Regions from separate parts of the Homo sapiens genome. Here region 1 is linked to region 2. The links are chromatin contacts, found by Hi-C or POLR2A ChIA-PET in ENCODE. All regions are on one chromosome and are shown on one strand. Each heading gives the region's core, a stretch centred on a gene start or an enhancer-like site at or near the end of the contact. The rest is flanking DNA. Distances are from core to core; before and after follow the strand shown.

Region 1 (4,705 bases), core at 1,363-3,862, 640 kb after region 2:
ACGTGGGATTGGACACCGCCCACCCCCCAGAATCCCCACTGGGGCACTGCCTAGTGGAGCTGTGAGAAGAGGGCCACCATTCTCCAGACTCCAGAATGGCAGGTCTACAAACAGCTTGCACTATGAACCTGGAAAAGCCTCAGGCACTCAATGCCAGCCCAGCAGAGCAGCCTCTGGGCCTGAACCCTGCAAAGCCACAGGGTCAGAACTGCTCAAGGCCTTGGGAGCCCACCCTTGGCATCAGCGTGCCCTAGATGTGAGACATGGAGTCTAAGGAGATTAAAATAAGTTTTAAGACGTAATGGCTGTCCCACTGGATTTTGGACTTGCATAGGGCCGGTAGCCCCTTTGTTTTGGCCAATTTCTCCCATTTGGAATGGGAGCATTTACCAATGCCTATTCCCCCATAGCATCTTTAGAAGTAACTAACTTGCTTTTGATTTTACAGGCTCCTAGGCAAAAGGGACTTGCCTTGTCTCAGATGAGACTTTGGACTTGGACTTTTGGGTTAATACTGGAATGAGTTAAGATTTTGGAGGCCTGTTGGGAAGGCATGATTGTGTTTTGAACTGTGAGGACATGAGATTTGAAAGGGGCCAGGGAATCTGGGCGTGGTGGCTCATGCCTGTAATCCCAGCACCTTGGGAAGATGAGGTGGGTGGATCATGAGGTCAGGCGTTTGAGACCAGCCTGGCCAATAGAGTGAAACCCCGTCTCTACTAAAAAATGCAAAAATTAGCCAGGCGCGGTGGCTCACGCCTGTAATCCCAGCACTTTGGGAGGCGGAGGCCGGTGGATAACCTGAGGTCAGGAGTTTGAGACCAGCCTGGCCAACATGGCAAAACCCCATCTCTACTAAAAATACAAAAATTAGCCAGGCCTGGTGGCAGGTGCCTGTAATCCCAGCTACTTGGGACGTTGAGGCAGAAGAATTGCTTGACCCTGGGAGGCGGAGGTCGCAGTGAGCCAAGATCGCGCCACTGCACTCCAGCCTGAGCGACAGAGCAAGACCCCATCTCAAAAAAAAAAAAAAAAAAAAAATTAGCCAGGTTTGGTGGCACACATTTGTAGTCTCAGCTACTCAGGAGTGTGAGGGAGGAGAATCGCTTGAAGTGTTGGAGGTTGTAGTAAGCCAAGATCGCGCCACTGCACTCCAGCCTGGGTGACAGAGTGTGAGACTCCATCTCAAAAAAAAAAAAAAAGAAAGAAAGAAAGAAAGGGGCCAGGGGCAGAATGATACAGTTTGGCTATTCATAATCTCATCTCGAATCTGGTGAGAGGTGATTGGATTATGGGGGTGGTTTCCCCCATGCTGTTCTCATGATACTGGTTTTATAAGGGGCTTTTTCCCCTTCACTGTCTCTCTCCTGCCATCCTGTGAAGAAGGTGCTTGGCTTCTCCTTTGCTTTCCACCATGATTATAAGTTTCCTGAGGCCTCCCCAGCCATGCAGAACTGAGAGTCAATTAAACTTCCTTCCTTTATAAATTACCCAGTCTCGAGTATTTCTTTTGCTTTTTGTTTTTTTTTGAGTTGGAGCCTGACTCTGTCTCCCAGGCTGAAGCTCAGTGGCACGATCTCGGTTCACTGCAACCTCTGTTTCCCAGGTTCAAGTGATTCTCCTGCCTCAGCCTCCGGAGTAGCTGGGATTACAAGCATATACCACCACGCCTGGCTAATTTTTGTATTTTTAGTAGAGATGGGATTTCATCATGTTGGCCAGGCTGGTCTCGAACTCCTGATCTCATATGATCCTCTCTCCTCGACCTCCCAAAGTGCTGGGATTACAGGCGTTAGCCACCAAGCCCGGCCTTGGGTACTTCTTTATAGCAGTGTGAGAACGCACTAATACAGACCCCATTCCAGGAGATGACAAATAGCAAAAGGCAAAATGATACTCCCTTCTTGACTTTTTTTTCCTCTCCCACTTTTATGTCTTTACGTTTCCTCCTACCATCAACTGCCTTTCCTAACATTGTGGTGACTGATTAAAGAAGAAAAAAAGGACGAGATGAAACTACACTTTACAGTACTTTTTCCCCCCACCACTCCAATCCCGAATTGTGAAATTCATTCTTTTCCTGATCCTCTAATTTGTGCAGTAATGCCGCGAGGTAAGGCTGAACCTTTCTAGAGAGCAAGGGCTATCCAATACCAGGAACCTCAGAGTCCTTCCTCAAGCCATTATCTCAGAGCTATCTGATCACTGTGGTCACCATACAGGCAGTCTATTAATGTCAACTACAGCAACACAGTAAGGGTGAGGGGCGGAAAGTGATCTCTGTTTAATTTCGAGGAAGGGTCCAGAGAATTACCATCCAGCTACCCTTCCTCCACTGGTCCCTCGATGTTCTCCCGGCACCTCCCGTCCTCTCTCCGGGCCCATCTGCCGAGTAAGGGCCAGAGAGCCCCCTCCTCCGCTTAAGCCCGACCCCACCAACTTTTCAACCAATACGATACACTCTTTCTTCTCAGGACATAGTCTCAGACTTCATCCCGGCCAGCTCCCTCCGTCCCACTCCTGGAGACTCACCAAGCGGGCGAGGCCACTCCTCTCCGGCGGCAACTCGGACACCCCAACACCGGACCTGGCGCTGCACCCTAGTCGCGCCTGCGCGCGCCGAGCCCGCGCGCCTGCTCACTTCCCGTTCGCCGCGGACACAGACACACCCCTGCAGCTGGAGCCAATCACGGTGCTGGGGGTTTAAATGTCCCTGCCACGCAGACGGAGAGTCTGGGAATTCACTAGTTAACCGGATAGATTTCAGTCCTGCCCGAAGCTGGGAGGTGTTCATGCAATAAACATTTACTGAGGGCAAACCGTATGCCAGGCACTGTGCTGGATGAACGCTGAAGAAAAGAAAGCGAATACAGTGCTTTCCCTGCTCTTCATCGCCTTTCAATATGTCTAGACTAAGATATAGATATGTAAACAAATTATAGTGGATAGAATACAGTGCATAGCACATAGAAAATTTGAGGCGCCTTTGGCTGATAATGAACAAAGCGTTTTATTCTTAGGGGTGTCTGGAAGGGTTCCCGGAGGAAGTGACTTGAGTCATGAAGGATAAGTAGGAGTTCCCCCGGAAATCCGGCAGAGAAAGAGCTAGAGTTTTCCAGGCTCTGGGGAACAGCTTATGTCGAGAACAGCATAACGCCTTCTGGAAATTTCTAGTAGTTCATCCTTGTTAGAGGCTTAGTGCTAATCGTACATCCCCGAGTGTAGAGGAAAGAAAGCTTTAGAAGGCCAACAATCGCTAGATCTTGGAAGGCCTTGGAATTTTAGACCACTTTGTACTAGGGGCACTGAAAGCTATTGAAGAGTTTTAAGCAGATGGAGGATTATTGTAAACTATTTGCTGCAGGAACCCCTCCATGCACCTCTAAGAATAAAATAAACTGCTGGAAATCAAGAAAAGAAAGTGCTTCACCAGGCACAGTGGCTCACGCCTGTAATCAATCCCAGCACTTTGGGAGGCTGAAGCGGGCAGATCACGAGGTCAGGAGTTCCAGACCAGCCTGGCCAACATAGAGAAACCCCATCTCTACTAAAAATACAAAAAATTAGCCGGGCATGGTGGCAGGCGCCTGTAATCCCAGCTAGTCGGGAGGCTGAGGCAGGAGAATCGCTTGAACCTGGGAGGCGGAGGTTGCAGTGGGCCAAGATCATGCCATTGCACTCCAGGCTGGGCAACGAGAGTGAAATTCCGTCCCCCCTACAAAAAAAAAAAAAAAAGAAAGAAAAAATAGCTGGGTGTGGTGGCGGGTGTCTGTAATCCCAGCTACATTACTATCATAATGTCTATCACTGGCGACAGTGCCAGACTCCATCTCAAAAAAAAAAAAAAAAAGTGCTTCAAGGAGTAAGTAGTCTATTCCTAAGGGATCAAGGAAGATGAAGCCTGAGAAATGTTTTTTTTAATTTCATAACACAGAGGTCACTGATTATCTCAGTGAAAGCTGTTTGTTGGAATGCTGGGGTTGAAAAAAACAACTTAGTAGTTTGGAGGTGGGGGAGATGTAGAGATGGGGACAAGTTGTAGAATGCTTTTGGAAAGTTTGGCCTTGACAGGGAGGAAGGAGGGAGAATGATGAAGGATCAAGATTTTTTGTTTTTGTTTTTTTGATTTTTGTTAGAATTAAGACAGGAGAAACTTGAGCATGGTAGGGAAGATTCAACTGAGAAAAAAATGGTTGAATAAAGGAAGAGAAGGGATAGTCAGTAGGCAAAGATCTTGAAAGGGTAAGAATAGAGGCAGTTTAGAGGCAGTTCGAAACACTGGTAAGAATAATGGTTTTGGAAGAGGGCAGGGAGGGAGAAAGAGAGAGAGAGGAGATATTTCCCCAATTATGAGAGGAAGTATGTTTCTGTATGTTTAGTAACAGGAAGTTAAAGTTCTCATTTGCTGACTTGTTTTCTCTGTGAAGTTGAAGATGGGGTCATCTTCTGATAGAAAAGGAGGTGGTATTGGGAGTTTAAAGGAAAGCTGAGAAGATTTGGAATATTGTAGAAAGTAATACAACAAGTTGACAGAAGAATGTTGTAGGACTGGTAAGCAATATTGAGGGCCTTTTTAATATGGGCAAAAATGAACTCACCATTTTCTGCCCTCCTGTGTAAATTTCTCAAGCAGCAGTCACTTGTTGAGGGCAGAGGTGGAGAAAATGTATGGTTGAGTTCATTAGTTCATTTAGGGTTGTGATGG
Region 2 (4,802 bases), core at 1,655-4,154:
CTGGGTGATAGAGTGAGACTCTGTCTCACAAAATAATAATAATAATACTAGTAAATTTTAAAAAGAAAAAATAAAAGCTAAGTTTTTAAAATTTGCACACAGTAAAATTCATCCTTTGTGACTTACAGTTCTATGGATTTTGACAAATATATAGTGAACCTGAAGTCTACCACCACAATCAAAATACAGACTAGTTCCATCACCACCAAAAATTCTCCATGATGCTTGTTTGCAGTTAATCTCTCTCCCAATCCCTATCCTCTGGTAACTACAATCTGTTCTCTGTCTATTGTTTTGCCTTTCCTGAATGTCATATAAATGAAATCATACAGTATGCAGACTTACGGGTTTGCCTTCTTTCACTTAGCAAAATGTATATTTATTAAAACATCTGTCTGCATGAGTTTTGCTAAAACTCATATTTTTTCCATGTACAGAAAAAAGGACTGGGGGATGGGGGCAGGGGGAGGGATAGCATTAGGAGAAATACCTAATGTAGATGACAGGTTGATGGGTGCAGCAAACCACCATGGCACATATATACCTATGTAACAAACCTGCACATTCTGCACATGTATCCCAGAACTTAAAGTATAATAATAATAATAAAAAAAGAAGCAGCATATGTCACAAAAAAAGGACCATACCAATTGTCATCTCAAAGGCTAACAATGACATTTGAAGTTTTAAAACCACATTATATAGTTGTATTTCAGAGATGTGACCTTTAGTATATGTAAATGTCCCACTTTATAATTTTACAATCTAAGTTGGAAAATCTAGGTTCCTGAAGGGGGAAAAAAACTCTTGTCTTTATTGTATCTGGCTCTTGGCTCTTACCATGATTTCCTTTGATATCCAGCCACTTGGTTTTTTCCATGACTCTTGTCTTCTTCAGAATACCCTGGTAGGTTTGCCATTCTACCTCATGCTGCCTGGATCCCAACTGTTCCTTTGTTTTGGCATCTGTCAGGTCTCCTGTAGGTTTACACAAGAATTGAATCACAATGCAAAATAAACTACTGGGGGTTCCATTTTTTTTAGATATGTACACTGAAGGAACAAGGATACTTAAAGCACTCAACGTGTATAAGCATAACTGCTCACGAGACCACCAATGTCCAAATCGAGCCATCTAAACTAACAAGATTTTCTCAGCAAGGACTTTGTTTCTTATAGGTTAGCAAATGCCTGTTCAATCTCCTGTGATATTCGAAATGGGTTGTTAAAAAAATCTTTAAAGAGAACAGTACAAAATGCATCAATAGACTCTGATAAAATGAAAATGATTTATAAGAAATTCCAGTACTCTGAGTGGCTGCCTAATATCTATGGCAACCATATTTTCCAAACCACAAAATCAGAATATGTGATTTGACCAAGTATTATTTTTACAGCAAGAAGCAATGTGGCAGGTGGAATTGGACAACAAAATACCAAAATTTATAGAGAACTAAACAGAAAACTTTTTATGGAGGCTCATCCATTAAATCAGAACTGATACCCTTTCATGTCAGCAGAGATGCTTCAATAAGGTGGATGAGTGATGAATTCCCCAGTAAGCAAGATAGATAGATGCTCCTTTAGCTTCTTCTCCCCATTACAGTTTGAAAGCAAATAAAGTGTTTGAAGAGTCTAGAAAACTTAAGTCATAAAACTATCAAAGGATGAAGAAAAAGTGCCCTGGGTCACCGGAAGCCTCAAACAACTGAAAATATAAGATTAATAATGTAAAGAAAATAGAAAAGTTAGCAAAAGAAGAGAACTTCTGATTCGTGGTTACAGGCTTTTCCCTAATTCTCACAACCAGAACTGTAACAACAACAAGAACAAAAACCAGATACAAATATATCAGACAACAGACTGACATGAGAACCAGGAGCCTTGCTTCTACTGCTTTGACAAAACCTTGCTACGTCAAATCATTTTGCCTGGATCTTGACTCATTCAGTTATCCATAGGCAAAGGGGTTAGAATGTCCAATCTCTTCCACCTCACAGAGCTCACCTGGGGCTGTGGCTATACTGCTCCCAACGTCCCCAAAATGAAAAGCCACAGCCCTGGCTAGAGTTCTACCATGCGGACCACAGACCACCACCACAGCACGGCAAGCCTCCCTACCTGTTGCTAGGACGAGAGCTGGTTGAATGATGTCAATAGTTTCAGAACAGAATTTCTCTAAGTCTACCGCTCTGCCTGGATCTCGAAACCTGCTCAGGTGAATGTCGGATATCTGCCGAAAACAGGTATTGAACAGAGAGATCTGAGCCAGGAAGAGGCAGCATGGGGAGGGGCGGCTCAGCGGCTCTCTCGGGCAGAAGGAAAAGGCAAAGAGGCAATGCATAACGAACCCCCCAGGTAAGGACAGGGCCAGCACTAGACAGAGCCTCGAGTTACAATCTGACTGAGGTCCCCAGCCTGGAGCGTGGGGCCCAACACCCGCAAGGGTCCCACCGCACGGTGCCCGATCTGCACCTGCCTCCCGGCCCGGCTTCCCGCCGCGTCACCTGCAGGCCCCAGAAGATGTTGCTGTCTCCGGGCCCTGGCGCAGGGTGCGGCCTCCTGGGGGGCGCGGGGCGCGGCAGCGGCGAGGGCTGGCCCGCCAGGCCGTAGTGCTCCAAGAGCATGGCCACCAGCGCTGCGGCCGCCAACCCCGCGACCACCCTGAGAGCCAGCACTGCAGCCATGCCGCCCGCCCGCCGGGGCGCGGCCCTCGCTGATCCCGCGCAGGACCGCGCGGCGCTCCCGGGAGCCGCTTTGCCTGCACTTCCGGACTCTATTGTCGCAGGGCCAGAGCTGGATGCGGGGCCGGCGCCGGATGCGGGGCTGGAGCCAGACACTGGGCCTAGGGTGCTGCGCCCGTCAGCCGCCGCCCAGCACCTGCCCCTCTCTGGCCGCGCAAGTGACTGGGCTCGTTTTGCATAAGTAATACGATCACAGAAAAGAGAACCGAAACTCTGAACACCAATGACGGTGGCCGAGTGGTGGCGGGGAAGGAGACCGGGACCAGTGGCCGGGAGGCGGGGGCTAGAGTCCTGGCTCCGCCTTGGTCAGTCACTCCTGACCTCAGTGGGTCGATCTCCTTACCTGTAAAACGGAGTTAATAACACCTTCCGTGCGCACTTTGCAGGGTTGTTGTATCAAAGTGAGAATGTATGAGAACGCCTTTTAAATTGTCTCACAAATGTGTCAGGTGGCTTCCTCTGGCCCCTTCTGATTATTAACGTACCTCCATAGGTTTTCTTTTCTTTCTCTTCCCCTTCCCTCTACCATTCCCCTTTCCTTCACTTCTCAGACAGGGTCTCTATCCCCCAGGCAGGAATGCAGTGGCGCGATCATGGCTCACTGCAGCCTCGACCTCCCTGACCTTAAGTAGCTGGAATTACAGGCTCGCACCACCACGCCCAGCTAATTTTTTAAATATAGTTTTTGTAGAGACTGGGATCTGTCTGTGTTGCCCGGGCTGGCCTCGGAACTCCTAGGTTCAAGCGATCCTCCCGCCTCCGCCTCCCAAAGTGCTGGGACTACAGGCTGAGCCACCGCGCCCGGCAGCATAGGTTTTCTATAGATGTAATTCCTATGTTTTGTGAAAGTTATTTTTCCCTTAAACTGATTTCACATGCACCTGAGTAAATAATATTGCAACACGGTAGTATACCATTCATTTAATAAGTATTAAATACTTCCTATGGGCCAGACCCAGGAGAATTAGATTCAGCCCTACCTTAATTTATCTAACAACTCCCTTATTGTTGATTTTTTAATTGTTTATTATATATTGCTGTTCTGAGTAATTTTTTTCACGTCTTCCCTTTATTGAAAAAAATTTTAGAAAATGGCAGTTAATAAAAGGCACAAACAAATCAACAGGGATATACTAGTGGAAAACACAATATAAAACTAACATGTCATTGGCTTCTTTAATTGGTTAAGAGCACAAAATGTAACAGGCAAAAGGTCTGTTTCAAACAAATTAAAAAGCTATGTGTTTTTTAAATTCTCCCCAAATCAGATATATACACACCCACAAAAATAGTGTGTGAAGGAAAACTGTCATACACAAGAAGTCGTATCCTGAATTCTTCAAGGAAATACATGTGGAAATAGGAATTAACAGAGTCAGCAACAGATTAATTTTTTATTAATTGAGTCTTAAAATGCTACATAGCCCAAAGCTATACTATATAAAGTACTACTAGGTACAAAGGAAAGTCTGTACAGCTTTTAGCAAAACTGCTTTCCCAGAAAAGCAAATTAAAATAATGCAATCAGCAGACCCAGGAGACTACAGCTAGACATCAGAGCTACAACTTCTCATATCTCTCTCAGAAAATCCTATTTATCCAGAACAGACTAAAATTTCAGGACAAAACAGGGATTTTTAAACTTTTTTTACTTTATCCATTTTAAATTCTTTTTATCTCCCCCACCCCACAAACCAGTAATTCAGCAAGATCCAACAGAAAGAGGGCTACTTTTAGAATTGGCTATTTTATTTTTCTTTTTTTTTTTTTTTTTTTTTGAGACGGAGTCTCGCTCTGTCGCCCAGGCTGGAGCGCAGTGGCACGATCTCGACTCACTGCAAGCTCCACCTCCCAGGTTCAGGCCATTCTCCTGCCTCAGCCTCCCCAGTAGCTGGGACTATAGGCACGTGCCACCATACCTGGATAATTTTTTGTATTTTTTAGTAGAGACGGGGTTTCACCGTGTTAGCCAGGATGGTCTTGATCTCCTGACCTTGTGATCTGCCCGCCTCGGCCTCCCAAAGTGCTGGGATTATAGGCGTGAACTACCGCACCCGG

What was found. A loop is a pair of places that touch in the nucleus more often than their neighbours do. ChIA-PET counts read pairs that join two places held with the same protein, here RNA polymerase II (POLR2A). Pooled maps may share reads with other maps.
Region 1: a loop to region 2 is called in a pooled map, with 3 times the contacts of the local background. The contact joins the promoter of SNAP23 here to the promoter of TMEM62 in region 2. A Hi-C loop is called at or near these places in 1 of 168 maps with a recorded cell type or tissue (CD4-positive, alpha-beta T cell), 1 of 37 single-sample maps with no recorded cell type and 7 of 50 pooled maps. POLR2A ChIA-PET finds 5 or more read pairs at or near these places in 1 of 52 experiments (endothelial cell of umbilical vein).

Annotation. Positions count from the first base shown.
Region 1 is chr15:42,493,541-42,498,245 of GRCh38, reverse strand. SNAP23 (synaptosome associated protein 23) reads right to left here and starts at 2,612. Exons shown (of 8, transcript NM_003825.4): 1 at 2,533-2,612. RefSeq lists enhancers at 1,852-2,395, 2,396-2,939.
Region 2 is chr15:43,131,688-43,136,489 of GRCh38, reverse strand. TMEM62 (transmembrane protein 62) reads right to left here and starts at 2,904. Exons shown (of 14, transcript NM_024956.4): 1 at 2,508-2,904; 2 at 2,122-2,233; 3 at 841-978. The coding sequence starts at 2,687. RefSeq lists silencers at 2,035-2,246, 2,437-2,836, 3,057-3,116.